2 separate regions of the Homo sapiens genome follow, and region 2 is linked to region 1. The links are chromatin contacts, found by Hi-C or POLR2A ChIA-PET in ENCODE. All regions are on one chromosome and are shown on one strand. The core of a region is the stretch at or near the end of the contact, and the rest is flanking DNA. Distances in the headings are between cores, read along the strand shown.

Region 1 (6,528 bases), core at 1,541-4,040:
GTAAACCTAATTAATATCTGCAGATATTAGACCAGTGCAGTGGCTCACACCTGTAGGCCCAGCACTTTGGGAGGCTGAGGTGGGTGGATTGCTTGAGCCCAGGAGTTCCAGACCAGCCTGGGCAACATAATGAGACCCCATTTCTACAAAAAATACAAAAATTAGCTGGGCATGTGGCTTGAGCCTGTAGTCCCAACTCCTCAGGAGGCCGAGGTGGGAAGATCACTTGAGCAGCGGCAGCTGAGGCTGCAGTGAGCCATGTTAGTGCCACTGCACTCCAGCCTGGGTAACAGAGTGAGACCCTGTCTCAAAAAAAAAAAAAATCTGAAGATATTAAAACAAGAATATCACTTCACTGTTATGGTAAGTATTATCACTTTCACTGATTCTATATTACCAGTGGAGGAGTCTCTAAAAATTTTATCAACTATAAGCCAGGGCCCAAAGTAATGAGAAATACATGTAATAAACCAGTGGTCCTCAACCAGGGGTAAATTTGCCTTCTAGAGAACATCCGGCAATGCCTGAATAGGGGTGGGAGAGTGCTACTGGCATCTAGTGGGTAGAGGCCAGAGATGCTGCTAAATATTCTACACTGCACAGGACAACCCCGTGCAACAAAGAGTTATCTGGTCTATAACATCAACAGTGCTGAGGTTGGGAAACCCTGTAATGAACTATGTGTCACTATCAATTATAGTTCCTGATTCATTATCCTTGTGTTTAATATCTTAAAATCAAAAGTCTTTATAAAAGCAACGAAAAATCTGATCTACACTTTAATTTTAAAAAGGGGTAATGAGGTTATGAGTAATAGGATCTATATTAGACATAACAGGGATTAGAAAGCATTTGATCAAAGGTGGAAAACTGCAGTAAACAGATGTATAAGAGTTATCTATAATCAACTCAAGTGAAACCACAGACGGCTGTGGGTCACAGAGAGATTGCACGGGAAGACAGCATGGGAAATAACACTCTTCTGCATGTCATAGATTTTTAGGTGCTGTCACTAGCCTAGTAAGGCAAGATGCCTGAAAACCAGATAGAAAAGACTGTCCTCCTTCAGTAGCCAGGATGCTGAGAGAGCTCCTGATAAGACTAAGATAAAAATAAGGATGGATATCAAAAGTAATATCTAGAGGAAAGCAAATGCTTTATCACTGTTAATTCAAGCTGGTCTCAATGAATGATCATACTTGGAAAATATCCTTACCTCTCATCCATCTTCTCATCTGTAAAAAGATTAATTACACCTACCTCCTGGGCTTATTGTGAAAGTTAAATAAGATAAAGATGAAACAAGACAAACGCAATGCCTGCCACACAGGAGGCATTCAGCAGAGGGTAGCTACTGGTATTTCCCAACTTCGCTTTCCTCTGCCTCTGACTCAAACCAGGCCCCATTAAGGCACATAGAGAATTGTAGCTCTATGTTCACATGTATAGAACTCCCAAGAGGGCAGAATGGGGCTCTCCATGGCATGATAGAGTCAATACATGACTGCACAGCAAGGTCCCTTTCAAAATATTTCAAAGATAGAAGGACCTGATAGGTAAACATATACCGGCTTAAATATGCAAAATACATTCTCCTTCATACTGATGCTCCTTCATTCGGTAAAGGGCCAGAAAGAGTTTCACTTTAAGGGAAAGATATAGATAAGATCCTCTTTCTTCCCATTGCTGTCTAAGGTGCTTCAGGAAAGAACACTGAAAACTGATACAGATCCCAAATGTAAAAAGGCCATCACATAGCTCACAGTTAATTATAAGTAATTTTAATGAAACAATTTGTTCCCTCAGGTTTCCATGTTCTTCCCAGAGGTGTAATGCTATACACCCAAGACACACACACTTATAAATTTGTAATAAACGCAGCCCTCCAGCTCACCACAGTTCTTGGCTGCTGCTTAGCGACAGGTGTCACATTCGCGGTTGCCAGTGAGCCCAGAGGGTGTAATTTCACTTCTACATAAAGAAGCATAATCGATAGAACCAGAACCACCCAGTAGGAACAACTGCACCATTCCTGACTCATCACGGAGCTTGTTTTCACAGACAACAAAATTCACCTCAGTTGGGCTTTGCGTAAATATAGAGTAGTGTGATGGGGCCTGCAAATTGGGTGAAGGTGGTTCACGGGGATGCCAAAGCCCTAGTCCTCTTCGGCCTCCCTCACGCGACAGATCTAGTCTGAGCCTGGGCGGGGCACCGGGAACTCGATGCAGCTACCTAGGGAGGGAGCCCTGGCGGTCCGCCCCTCCCGCTGCAGGACCAGCTTTGGCGACCACTGCGGTGGCCAGCAGCGCGCGCTGAGCGAGCCCTGGGAGCCGAGCCGCCCGGGGACGCACGGCCGTCCCTGCGACTCCCCATCCCCCAAACCCCCACCCGCAGTCCCACCCCCACCCCCACCGCACCCCGAGCCGCACCGCCTCCTGCGCGGTAGCTGCCAGCCCGGGCCGCGGCGGCGCGCCCTGCTCACCGTGACACCGTACTTGAGCGCGATGCCCTGCAGCGTGTCGCCCGCGCGGACCCGGTGCTCCACATGGCGCTCGATGACGCCGGCGCCCAGCGGCGCCCGCACGCTGGCGGTGCTGCCGTACGAGCGGGTCTTGGTGCGGGCCAGGCTCAGCGACAGCTCGGCCTCCTCGGACTCGGAGCCGGAGCGCGAGCGCGGCGGCGGCGAGGGGGCCGAGGGCCGCGGCGCGCGGGGGCCGCCTTCCCGCAGGGACAGTGCGGGCGAGGAATCCGCCATGGGTCCTGCCGAGGCCGCCGGGTCGGGGAGCTTGCCAAGGGGGCGGCGCCTCCTCCTCCTCCGCCGCCGCCGCCGCCTCTTCCTCTTCACAGGGGCTGCAGCAGGCCGTTCCGCGGGGGCGGCGGACGGGAAGCCGAGGCGGGGAGCCGCAGGCCGGGCATGGCGGGCGCCTCCTCCTCTGCGTCCTGCCTGCCCCGGGCGCCCGCGGCACACGCACCTGCAAGGTTAAGAGCGAAAGCAGCTCCCGCCGCGGCCTGCCGGTACCGGGAAGACCCTGCAGAGCGAGGGAGCCGGGGAGCGCTGAAGCCCGCGGCCGTTGGGGCTAAGAGAGGGCTATCTGCAGGCGTCCTAGGCCCCAGGTGGACCCCTGCTCCATTGGCGATAGAGCCCTGGCAGAACCCTGCCCTGGCCACGGCGAAAAAAAAAAAAAGCGTTGCTCTGCCTCCTTTATTGATTCCCCAGCAGGAGCCAGCTTGCACAGACCTTCCAGCTCTGCCAATGCCAAGGGTACTTCCCTCCCCCCACCCCAGTGACCTCAAAGTCCACGTCACAGTAAAACTTAAGATCATCAAACACACACAGACAGCTTCTCCAGGTCCATCTCAACAGCCTCAGAGTCCAGTCCTTTCAACATTGCACTAGGAGGGATAGTGCTTCTAAGGCCTAATGGGTGGCCTCAAAATAACCCCCCTAGTTGTTCGGGTTTCACACTTTGTACACTAGTGCCAATTTAAGTCCTGGCTGCCTCGAAAGGCTGGCCACATACAATTCATTCTCCAGGCTCAGTAGTTGGAATTTACTGTCTGCATTCATCTTCTCTTCGTCAGTTTATTCTTTGACACCCTGAAATCGCATCTCCCTGCCCCGTATTGCTATTAATATTATAACCACCAAAGACCTCTTATCTGTACTCTTCATTTGAACACCGTCTACTCTTGAACACCCTTTCAACACACTGTATTATACACAGAGTGGGTACACATTTACTAGCATCTAGTGCCTGGTTTCTGTGTTATTTTGGACAGCTTTCCAAGAAGAGGTACCTTGTAGGAAGGTCCGGAGCCTGGGGGTTTGATTCGTTGGCTGAAGTTTTGGTATGTTGCTGTGCTGGACAGAGGCAAAGCTAATATTGCTCAGGAGAGAAAGGATGGGAGAGGAGCAAGCTTCCACAACACCATCCCACTCAAAACTCCTACAATGGCTCTCTGGGGACAACAGCATTACTAAAAACCTACATTGGCATTCAAGCTATTATTTCTATTTTTATTATTCATGGTCTGACCATACCCCATCTATAACTCATTCTGTATACTCTACATATTCCTGCCAAACAGAGCCTCTGAAACTGGCCTCCTTGTTCCTACTTTCATACCTTGCATGTTATTCCCTCCAATGGTAACACTCTTCCAGTACCCTCTATTACATTGTTTAAATCTTTAAGGTCTGTCTCAAATGATACATCCTCCATGAGATTTTTCCTAATTCTTCCCAATGGTCCCTTTTTCCCACCTGCCCAACTGTTACTGTTTCTTCTTTGAACTCCAAGAGGTTTGTATTAATACCTCTGGTTTAGTATTTAACTCTCTGTGTTTTGTGTTTGTACTTGCATGTACATGCATGAGCTTGTCTTATCTCCTCCAACAAATACGTGCTCCTGGGAGGCATAACTGGGTCTTACTCATCTTTTTAGCTCCAGCAGTGCCTAGCTCAGTGGAATAAAAAAAAAAATAAATACATAATTACAAGTGGTTGAATTGAGGTGTAGTAAAAAGATCCTGAATGCTAATTTAGATTGTTTAGCATAAGTCTGCCATGCATAAACTTTTGGGTGGTATCCAGTGTGTCCATTTCAGGACCCAAGAGAGAGGCAGAATTTGAGTCTCAGTATATAGACAAGATCTGGTAATGTTTCAAGAAAGAAGTCTCTTCCTTCAAAGAGTTTACAATCTAGGAATGAGACAGCATATAATGTTTTCCACTAAGAAAAAGTTTACTGCATGGCTGGAAGTTTTAATCTGAAGATTAAAGAACTGAGCCAGGCGCAGTGGCCCATTCCAGCACTTTGGGAGTCTAAGGAAGGAGGATAGCTTGAGCCCAGGAGTTCAAGACCAGCCTGGGCAACATAGTGAGACCCATCTCTACAAAAAATACAAAACTTAATCGAGCATGTGGCCTACTCCTGTAGTTCCAGCTACTTGGGAAAGTGAGGTGGGAGGATTGCTTAAGCCCAGTAGGTGATCTCTGCAGTAAGCAGAGATCATGCCACTGCACTCCAGCCTCAGCAACACAGTGAGACCCTGGGGTTTTTTGTTTTGGTTTGGCTTTGGGGTTTTCTTTGTTTGTTTGTTTGTTTTGAGATAGAGTCTTGCTCTGTTGCCTAGGTTGGAGTGCAGTGGTGTGATCTCCGTTCACTGCAAGCTCCGCCTCCCAGGTTCAAGCAGTTTTCCTGCCTCAGCCTCCTGAGTAGCTGGGACTACAGCATGTGCCACTATGCCCGCCTAATTTTTTGTATTTTTAGTAGAGGTGGGGTTTCATCATGTTGGCCAGGCTTCTCTCAAACTTCTGACCTCAAGTGATCCATCAGCCTCAGCCTTCCAAAGTGCTGGGATTACAGGCCTGAGCCACCACGCCTGGCCAGGCCTGTTTTTTTGTTTTTTTGTTTTTAAAAAAAAGAACTGAGTTACATGAGGTGTTATTAGATGTTCATTGTTTTCCTTCTTAAACCAGAACTTCAAAATTGTTTTAATATGTATCTACCTACAACATAGAAGTTCATCACAATTAAAGATGAAACATTAAAAGCATTTCCTTTGAAGGGAATGGTAAGAAAAGGAAGCCTATTACTGCCTCTATTTAACATTGTTTTGAAGGTCTTTGCCAAGGCAATTTTAAAAAGAAGAAAAGGAAATGAAGATTGAAAAGAAATCAGCTGTTATTTACAGATAGTAGGCAATACTAAAATGTTTATAGGCAACACATAATGAATACATTGGAACTGTTCAAACAATTGAGAGTTCACCAAAGTTAAAAGATACAAGCTCAATATACAAACATCAATTGCATCACTCAATCATATAAGTGTGAAAAAGATGACATTCCACATACCACCAAAAATACCTAGGAATAAATTTAACAAGAGAAAATTGTTCCTGGTGGCGTAGGAGCAGAAAAAAAAATTTAAGGTAATAAATAAAAAGATAAAAAATAAAAGAAAGAAAGAAAAGTGTGTATTGTATGGAAAATATAAAACTTTTTTGAAGTACATAAAAGAAATATAAATAAAAGCAGAGATATACCATGTTTGTGAATGGGAAATGCAAAATAATGAAAATATCATTTTCTTTACAAACTAATGTTAAATTCATTAAAATTGCAAACAAAATCTCTATAGCATTCTTCAAAGGATATGACAGAGTTATGCTGACATTCATATGAAAGATAAAGCACTAACAAGGGCCAAGGCATTCCTGAGGAAGAATTAGGAAGGAGGCTTACCCTTATAGCCATGAAGACTTAAAACTATGAGAACTAAAGCAATGTGGGACTGGTACTGAGGCAGGAAAACATAACAAAGGGACAAGGAAGTAAGCCAGCAAACAGGTTCACATATATTGGATAACTTAATCTATAGCAGACGTAAAGTTACATATTCAATAAATGTTGCTGGAACAGTTAGTTTTCTGTGTGAGAAAAGATGAAATTAGATCCCTGTCTTATACTACACATCAAAATCAATTATAGATTGATTAAAGACATAATTGGGAAAAGCA
Region 2 (6,939 bases), core at 3,366-5,865, 340 kb after region 1:
GGGGTCCTCCAGGCATTGATGTTACCAACTTGTCTTTTTTTTGAGACAGAGTCTGTCAGCCAGGATGGAGTGCAATGGAGCAATCTCAGCTCACTGCAACCTCTGCCTCCTGGGTTTAAGTGATTCTCCTGCCTCAGCCTCCCAAGTAGCTGGGATTACAGGGTCGTGCCATCACGCCTGGCTAATTTTTATATTTTTAGTAGAGACGGGGTTTCACCATGTTTGCCAGGCTAGTCTCCAACTCCTGACCTCAAGTGATCAGCCTACCTCAGCCTCCCAAAGTGCTGGGATTACAGGTGTGAGCCACTGCACCCAGCTTACTGATTTTAAAATTTTAATTTTTTTAGAATCAGGGTCTCACTCTGTCACCCAGGTTGGAATATAATGGCACGATCATAGCTCACTGCAACCTTGAACTCCTGGGCTCAAGTGATATTGGCTGCTTCAGCCTCCCGAGTAGCTGGGACTACAGGTGTGTGCCACTACTCCCAGGTAATCTTCTAAAACAGGTGTCCCTTTTTTTTTTTTTTTTTTTTTTGGTAGCATCAGGGTCTCACCATATTGCTCAGGCTAGTCTCAAACTCCTAGTCTTAAGCATTCCTCCAAGTGCTGGGATTACAGATATGAGCCACTGTGCCTGGCACTACTTATTTTTTTTTGAGACGGAGTCTCGCTCTGTCACCCAGGCTGGAGTGCAGTAGTGGTGTGATCTTGGCTCACTGCACTCCCGGGTTCCCTCACGGGTTCACGCCATTCTCCTGCCTTAGCCTCCTGAGTAGTTGGGACTACAGGCACCCGCCACCACGCCCGGCTAAGTTTTTGTAGTTTTAGTAGAAACGGGGTTTCACCGTTTAGCCAGGATGGTCTTGATCTCCTGACCATGTGATTCGCCCGCTTCGGCCTCCCAAAGTGCTGGGATTACAGGCGTGAGCCACTGTGCCTGGCTAATTTCTTTATACATCACAGTTGGGTAATTTATGATTTACCAACTATATTCTGTTCATGGTTTATTATCTTCTAGAACGTAAGCTCCATGAGGGTAGGAATCTTTGTCAGAGTTGTTCACTGATGGACCTCAACACCTAGAACAAGACCTGCAAATCATAACATAAAACCTCAAAGATGTGCTAAATCTATTTTTTTTTTTTTTTTTTGAGATGGAGTCTCACTTTGTTGCCCAGGCTGGAGTGCAGTGGCACAATCTTGGCTCATTGCAACCTCCGCCTCCCAGGCTCAAGTCATCCTCCCACCTCAGCCTCCCAAGTAGCTGGGACCACAGGTGCCTGCCACCACATCTGGCTAATTTTTGTAGTTTTAGTAGAGATGGAGTTTCGCCATGTTGGTCAGGTTGGTCTTGAACTCCTGACCTCAGGTGATCCACCTTGGCCATGACCTCCCACAGTGCTGAGATTACAGGCATGAGCTATCATGACCGGCCTACTACTTCCCTCACTATCAGAAAACCCCACCATACATGCCAGGTAATCATATTTATCCTAACACAGTGCTCCTATTTTATACATATGTGTATGTATATACACACATGCACACACATATACACTTTGCAGATATTAAAGGATTGTTTTTCAAAAATGAGAATGTTGGAATCAACATTCTTGTACATACTGCTTTAAGACAAAGAACCTGCCTGAGTCCTTGATTTAGCTACCATCATGCTCAACAGGAGAAAAGACAACGGGGTTCTAAGACTTCTAACAAATGTTAATTTATGTACCATCTGCATTCAGATGTCATTTGGGTTCTATTGTTCATAATGACCAATTAGCATAAAAGAACTATAGAGGTTCAAGTCCATGTTTCACAAAATATACATTAAAGTTTGATGTTATGATGTCTCAGAGAGGACTTAACAAGGACACTAACATGATACTAAATATGTGACTTAGGGTGTTTCATTTTTATAAATATTTCCATCACCAACTCCCTTAGCACTATCTTCTAAATGGCTTCACTATTTAGAATCTGTCTCCTGCACCCCTGCATCACCAGGGCTTTCCTTATCTGTCCAGCTGCTGAGCAGAAAAGCATGAGGACATTGTTTTATTTCTAACTTTTAAGAAAGTGGGCCGGGCGTGGTGGCTCATGCCTATAATCCCAGCACTTTGGGAGGCCGAGGCAGGCGGATCACCTGAGGTCAGGAATTTGAGACCAGCCTGGAGAACATGGCAAACCCGTCTTTACTAAAAAATATAAAAATTAGCCGGGCATGGTGGTGGGTGCCTGTAATTCCAGCTACTCAGCAGGCTGAGGCAGGAGAATTGTGTGAACCTGGGAGGTGAAGGTTGCAGTGAGCCAAGATCTTGCCACTGCATTCCAGCCTGGGCAACTACAGTGAAATTCTGTCTCCAAAAGAAAAAAAAAAAAGAAAAAAAAAGAAAAAGAAATAAAAGCTCATTGTTGAGAAACTAGAAAATGCAGGTAAGGAAGTGGGAAAAATTCCCCAGAATCCCATTACCTGGGTATGATCACTGTTAATTACTATTAATATTTTGGGTCTTTCCTCTTCCCCTCCACTCCTTCCAAGCTAATTGCTTTATTTTTTCATATACAAAAGGTAAAAATCATTCAAAGATGCATAAAATAATTTCCTCTTTTCCCTCCCTCTATATTCTCTCCCCTCCAAATATCCCTATCTCCACAGGTAACCAACGTTAATAGTTTATTATACATTTATCCAGAATTTTTCAAATGTATATACAAACATATATGTACTTATAATTGGGTTATTCTGCTTACTGTTCTGCAACTTTCTTTTCTCACAATACATTTCAAGCATCTTTCTATGTTGGTAGTAATTGACTTTGTTGTTTCTAATGCCTGTAGAGTATGTAATTATGAGGATGCATCATCATTTGTAGAACCAATTTCCTATGAGCGGACATTGTTTACTATCACAAGCAACACTGTAATAAACATTCTTTGTGTGTCTTTGAGCCATTTCTGAGGATATGCTTTTAGAAGCAGAAACTCTGGAACAGAGTTGGTTTATGCTGAACATTTCAGTGGATCTCCCACAGGCTTTTAGCCTGTCTGCCCCAGTGCAGCAGATGGGTTATTGTCAGCTGGTGCTTCTGACCCAGGCTGTGTCACACCCGTCGGAAATGTTGTGCATTTCACTCCTGGATACCAAATTGTCCTCTAAATGGCTGGACCAATTTATATCCACAGTCTGTTTCTCCACCCAAGTACCCACTTTTCCCCACTCTGGCCAGTGCTGCATATTATCAGGGAGTTCATATTTTAAATATATATATATATTTTTTATATATACATATATTTATATTATATATATATTTTTATATATACATATATTTATATTATATATATATATTTATATATGTATTTTCCCCCCAGATGGAGTCTCACTCTATCGCCCAGGCTGGAGTGCAGTGGCGCGATCTTGACTCACTGCAAGCGATTCTCCTGCCTCAGCCTCCCGAGTAGCTGGGACTGCAGGCACACACCACCACGCCTGGCTAATTTTTGTAGTTTTAGTAGAGACACGGTTTCACCATGTTAGTTGGCCAGGCTGGTCTCGAACTCCTGACCTCGTGATCTGCCCACCTCGGCCTCCCAAAGTGCTGGGATTACAGGCTGAACCACCGCACCCGGCCTCATAATGATTCTAAAGAACCCTCTCTAAATATGTCACACAGGTTGCAAAAGTCCATGATAAATATTTTTTCTTGTGTCTTTCACAAAGTTTTTTTTGTTTGTTTCAATGTAGCTCAATCTGTTAATATTGTCTTTTATATAGCCATACTTGGGATGGCCTTCCCCATACCAAAATTATTGAACTAGTCTTCTATATTTAATGTTGTAGATTTATATCTGTAATCCACTTCAGATTATTTATTTTTGAGACAGAGGCTGGCTCTGTCACCCAGGCTGGAGTACAGTGCCACGATCTCAGCTCATGGCAACCTCTGCCTCCCGGGTTCAAGTGATTCTTCTGCCTCAGCCTTCCAAGTAGCTGGGATTACAGGCATGTGCCACCATACCTGGTTAATTTTTGTATTCGTGGTAGAGATGCGGTTTCACCATGTTGGCCAGCCTAGTCTCAAACTCCTGGCCTCAAGTGATCCACCCACCTTGGCCTCCCAAAGTGCTAGGATTACAGGCATGAGCCACTGTGCCTGGCCCACCTCAAATGTATTTAGCAGCTTAATTTTGATATAATGCATATACCATACAATTTGCCCTTAAAGTATACAGTGACATGCTTTTTACTATATTAACAAGATTGTGCAACCATCACCACACTCTGATCTCAGAAAACTTTCATATCCCCTAAAAGAAACCCTGTCCCCACTAGCAGTCACTCCTCAATCTATCCCCTGGATCCAGTGGTCCTGGGTCCCTGACTCTGGTGTCTCTCTGGACTTTGGAGTCCGCTTGCCCTGCCACGCCTGCCCATCTTCCCTGCCCCTCCCTGCTTTCGTGTTCTTCTCAGACCTTGGACTTGGCTTTTTAATGTATATTACAGTGTCCACCCCTCCCCTCTACCCTTGGGAACAGCGAGTCCTGGATGCTGCTTTCTTTCAGATCCAGGGCACCAACTATACTAATCAGCAACTTGTCAGCCTCTAATACATGTTTCTGCTTATCCCTGAACAACTCATCCTGACTCATCCCACAACTGCTCACGATTCAGTCTGAACATGTCTCACTCAGCCATGACACCCAGGAGACAGGGCCTTCAAGCTTGATTCTGTATTCCCCTTCCCCTGATACGATCACATGTAATAGATGCATGTGAAGCTATGGGAAGAAATGAGGTGGTTGAGAACAAGAGTGAATGGTGAGAAGGAACCAGGACTGACCCCTGTAGGACACTAACAGTCAGAGGCCAGAGACAGGAGGCACAGTCAGCAAGGGAAGCCAAGAAGAAGTGATGAAAGAAGTAGACAGAAAATCAGGAGAACAGGACTCAGAAGTCAAGAGACAAAAGTGCTTCAGCCTGGAGGGGGAGGCCAGCAGGATCAAATGCTGCTGAGAGAATTCACATATGAAGCTGACTAAAAGATACACAATGGACTTGGCAACAGAAAGATCATTGGTGACTTTAGCAAACTTCCGTGTCCATGATCAGGTAACTCCACTATTTAACATCCTTTAAGACTCCCCAGTGCCTTTCAGATAGAGTATCCTTCGTTCTGGCATCATCTTTTTTTTTTCTTTTTTTTTTTGAGACAGAGTCTTGCTCTGTCACCCAGGCTGGAGTGCAGTGGCGCCGTCTCAGCTCACTGCCAGCTCCGCCTCCCGGGTTCACGCCATTCTCCTGCCTCAGACTCCTGAGTAGCTGGGACTATAGGCACCTGCCATCACGCCCGGCTAATTTTTTCCATTTTTAGTAGAGACAGGGTTTCACCATGTTAGCCAGGATGGTCTCCATCTCCTGACCTTGTGATCCACCCACCTCGGCCTCCCAAAGTGCTGAGATTACAGGTGTGAGCCACCGCGCCTGACCCGGCATCATCTCTTATCACTTCCACACACTCACCCCAGGCTCCAGACATACTGAGCTACTTGCATGGATAGATGGCCCATTCTCTCTTGCTACCGTAGTGTCCCCTCTGCATGGAACCCTTTCCTCTCTGAAAACTCTCAAATGTCCTTCCTGATTAGCTCAAGTGCCATGTCCTCCAGGAAGCCCTCCCTGACCTCTCAGATTGGGTTGGGTGGTTCTCTTCTCTCTCCCCATAGCACCTTGTGTTGGTACAAGGTACATTTTCCCTTGGGGGTATGTCTTATCCAGCTTTGTTTCGCAGTCCTCTGGCCAGGGCCTGTCCCCCGGTTTTCCCAGGCACGCAGTGAAGCAAGCCTTGTTAGTGGAGGTGGGGGATGCATCCAGCTTCCCTCAGACCAGAAAACTTGCAAGCCAAACTGGCTGTGAGCCACGGACTCCTCTTTGGGTTCACATAGGTCAGGTTTGCTAAGAGACCTGGGCCAGGAGTGCAATTCCTGGCAATTTAGTCCTTGGGGTCATTAGGTTGCAAAATCCCCAGTGTCATCAGGTTGATTGCTTTTCCCAGCACTATCTATGTCTCCCCACACAACCGGCCTTGGCATCTCTCCACCTCTATCTGCTCTCCTGCCCCAGGTCCCTTCCCTCTGCATGCACTCATCTTCCAAGCATCTGAGGACCTCTCACCGACTCACATTTGCTTCTGCATGTATTGGTCTCCCTGGGGTCTTCCCTTGCCCCACAGGTCTTTGCACCGTACATGGGTAACCCTGAGTCTGGTCTCTCTGGTTGGATGTGAACTCCCTGCAAGGACGAGGAGAACACTCTTCCTCCTTGCATTTACGGAGTGCAAACCTCCTATACTCTACCGGCTGAGTTCAGGGAACATCGACTTGTATGTTATCAGTGACCAAAGAGGCAGGCATTAGAGGGCCAAAAGCTTTCAAACCACTTTGAGTGTGGTTCTTAGGCGCACTGGTGGAGCTACACCCAAGATGTACCCATGGCACACTCCTCCCCTAAAACCCCACTCCCAAAATCAGAGCTCAGTCTCCTCCTTGCCCTAAAGCCAGGCGCCCCCTTGTGGAAGAACGCCTTCTCCTCAGAGAGGTCAAGTGCCGCTCCTTGCCTGCAAACCACACGTTGCCCCTGACAGAAAACTCTTCCTAAGATTAGAGAGTAGATTCGCTCTGCTTTTAAAAACACGTAATAATGCATGTGCTTTATTACTGATAATAAAACTGTGCCTATTCATGTCATAAAATTTAGCAAGTGAGGCAAATTATAAAAAAGATCCCATTAAAAAAAATTACCACAACCCTACCTTCCACAGACAGCCACTGTTGACATTTTGGTGTTTTATCTAGTCCCTTTTCTATGAAAATATATGAAATATGTAAAAAATCTACGTATGGGTATACATAACATAGAAGTTAAAATATAAATTTGGC

The links. A loop is a pair of places that touch in the nucleus more often than their neighbours do. ChIA-PET counts read pairs that join two places held with the same protein, here RNA polymerase II (POLR2A). Pooled maps may share reads with other maps.
Region 2: a pooled map shows a loop between it and region 1 (2.9-fold over the local background). The contact joins the enhancer-like site here to the promoter of LYSMD2 in region 1. A Hi-C loop is called at or near these places in 2 of 50 pooled maps. POLR2A ChIA-PET finds 5 or more read pairs at or near these places in 2 of 52 experiments (GM12878 and activated naive CD8-positive, alpha-beta T cell).

What each region holds. Positions count from the first base shown.
Region 1 is chr15:51,734,865-51,741,392 of GRCh38, forward strand. It overlaps LYSMD2 (LysM domain containing 2), which reads right to left and starts at 2,791. Exons shown (of 3, transcript NM_153374.3): 1 at 2,486-2,791. The coding sequence starts at 2,758. RefSeq lists silencers at 497-566, 2,240-2,449, 2,520-2,659, 2,670-3,109.
Region 2 is chr15:52,072,501-52,079,439 of GRCh38, forward strand. The region is part of intron 1 of LOC112268150 (a long non-coding RNA gene); the gene reads right to left. Among named protein-coding and RNA genes, the nearest start is that of BCL2L10, 37 kb to the right of the region's middle. RefSeq lists an enhancer at 4,662-4,741. Within about 2 kb of position 4,616, at least 2 of the 41 ENCODE cell types and tissues checked have a DNase peak (open chromatin) inside an H3K27ac peak, as active enhancers do.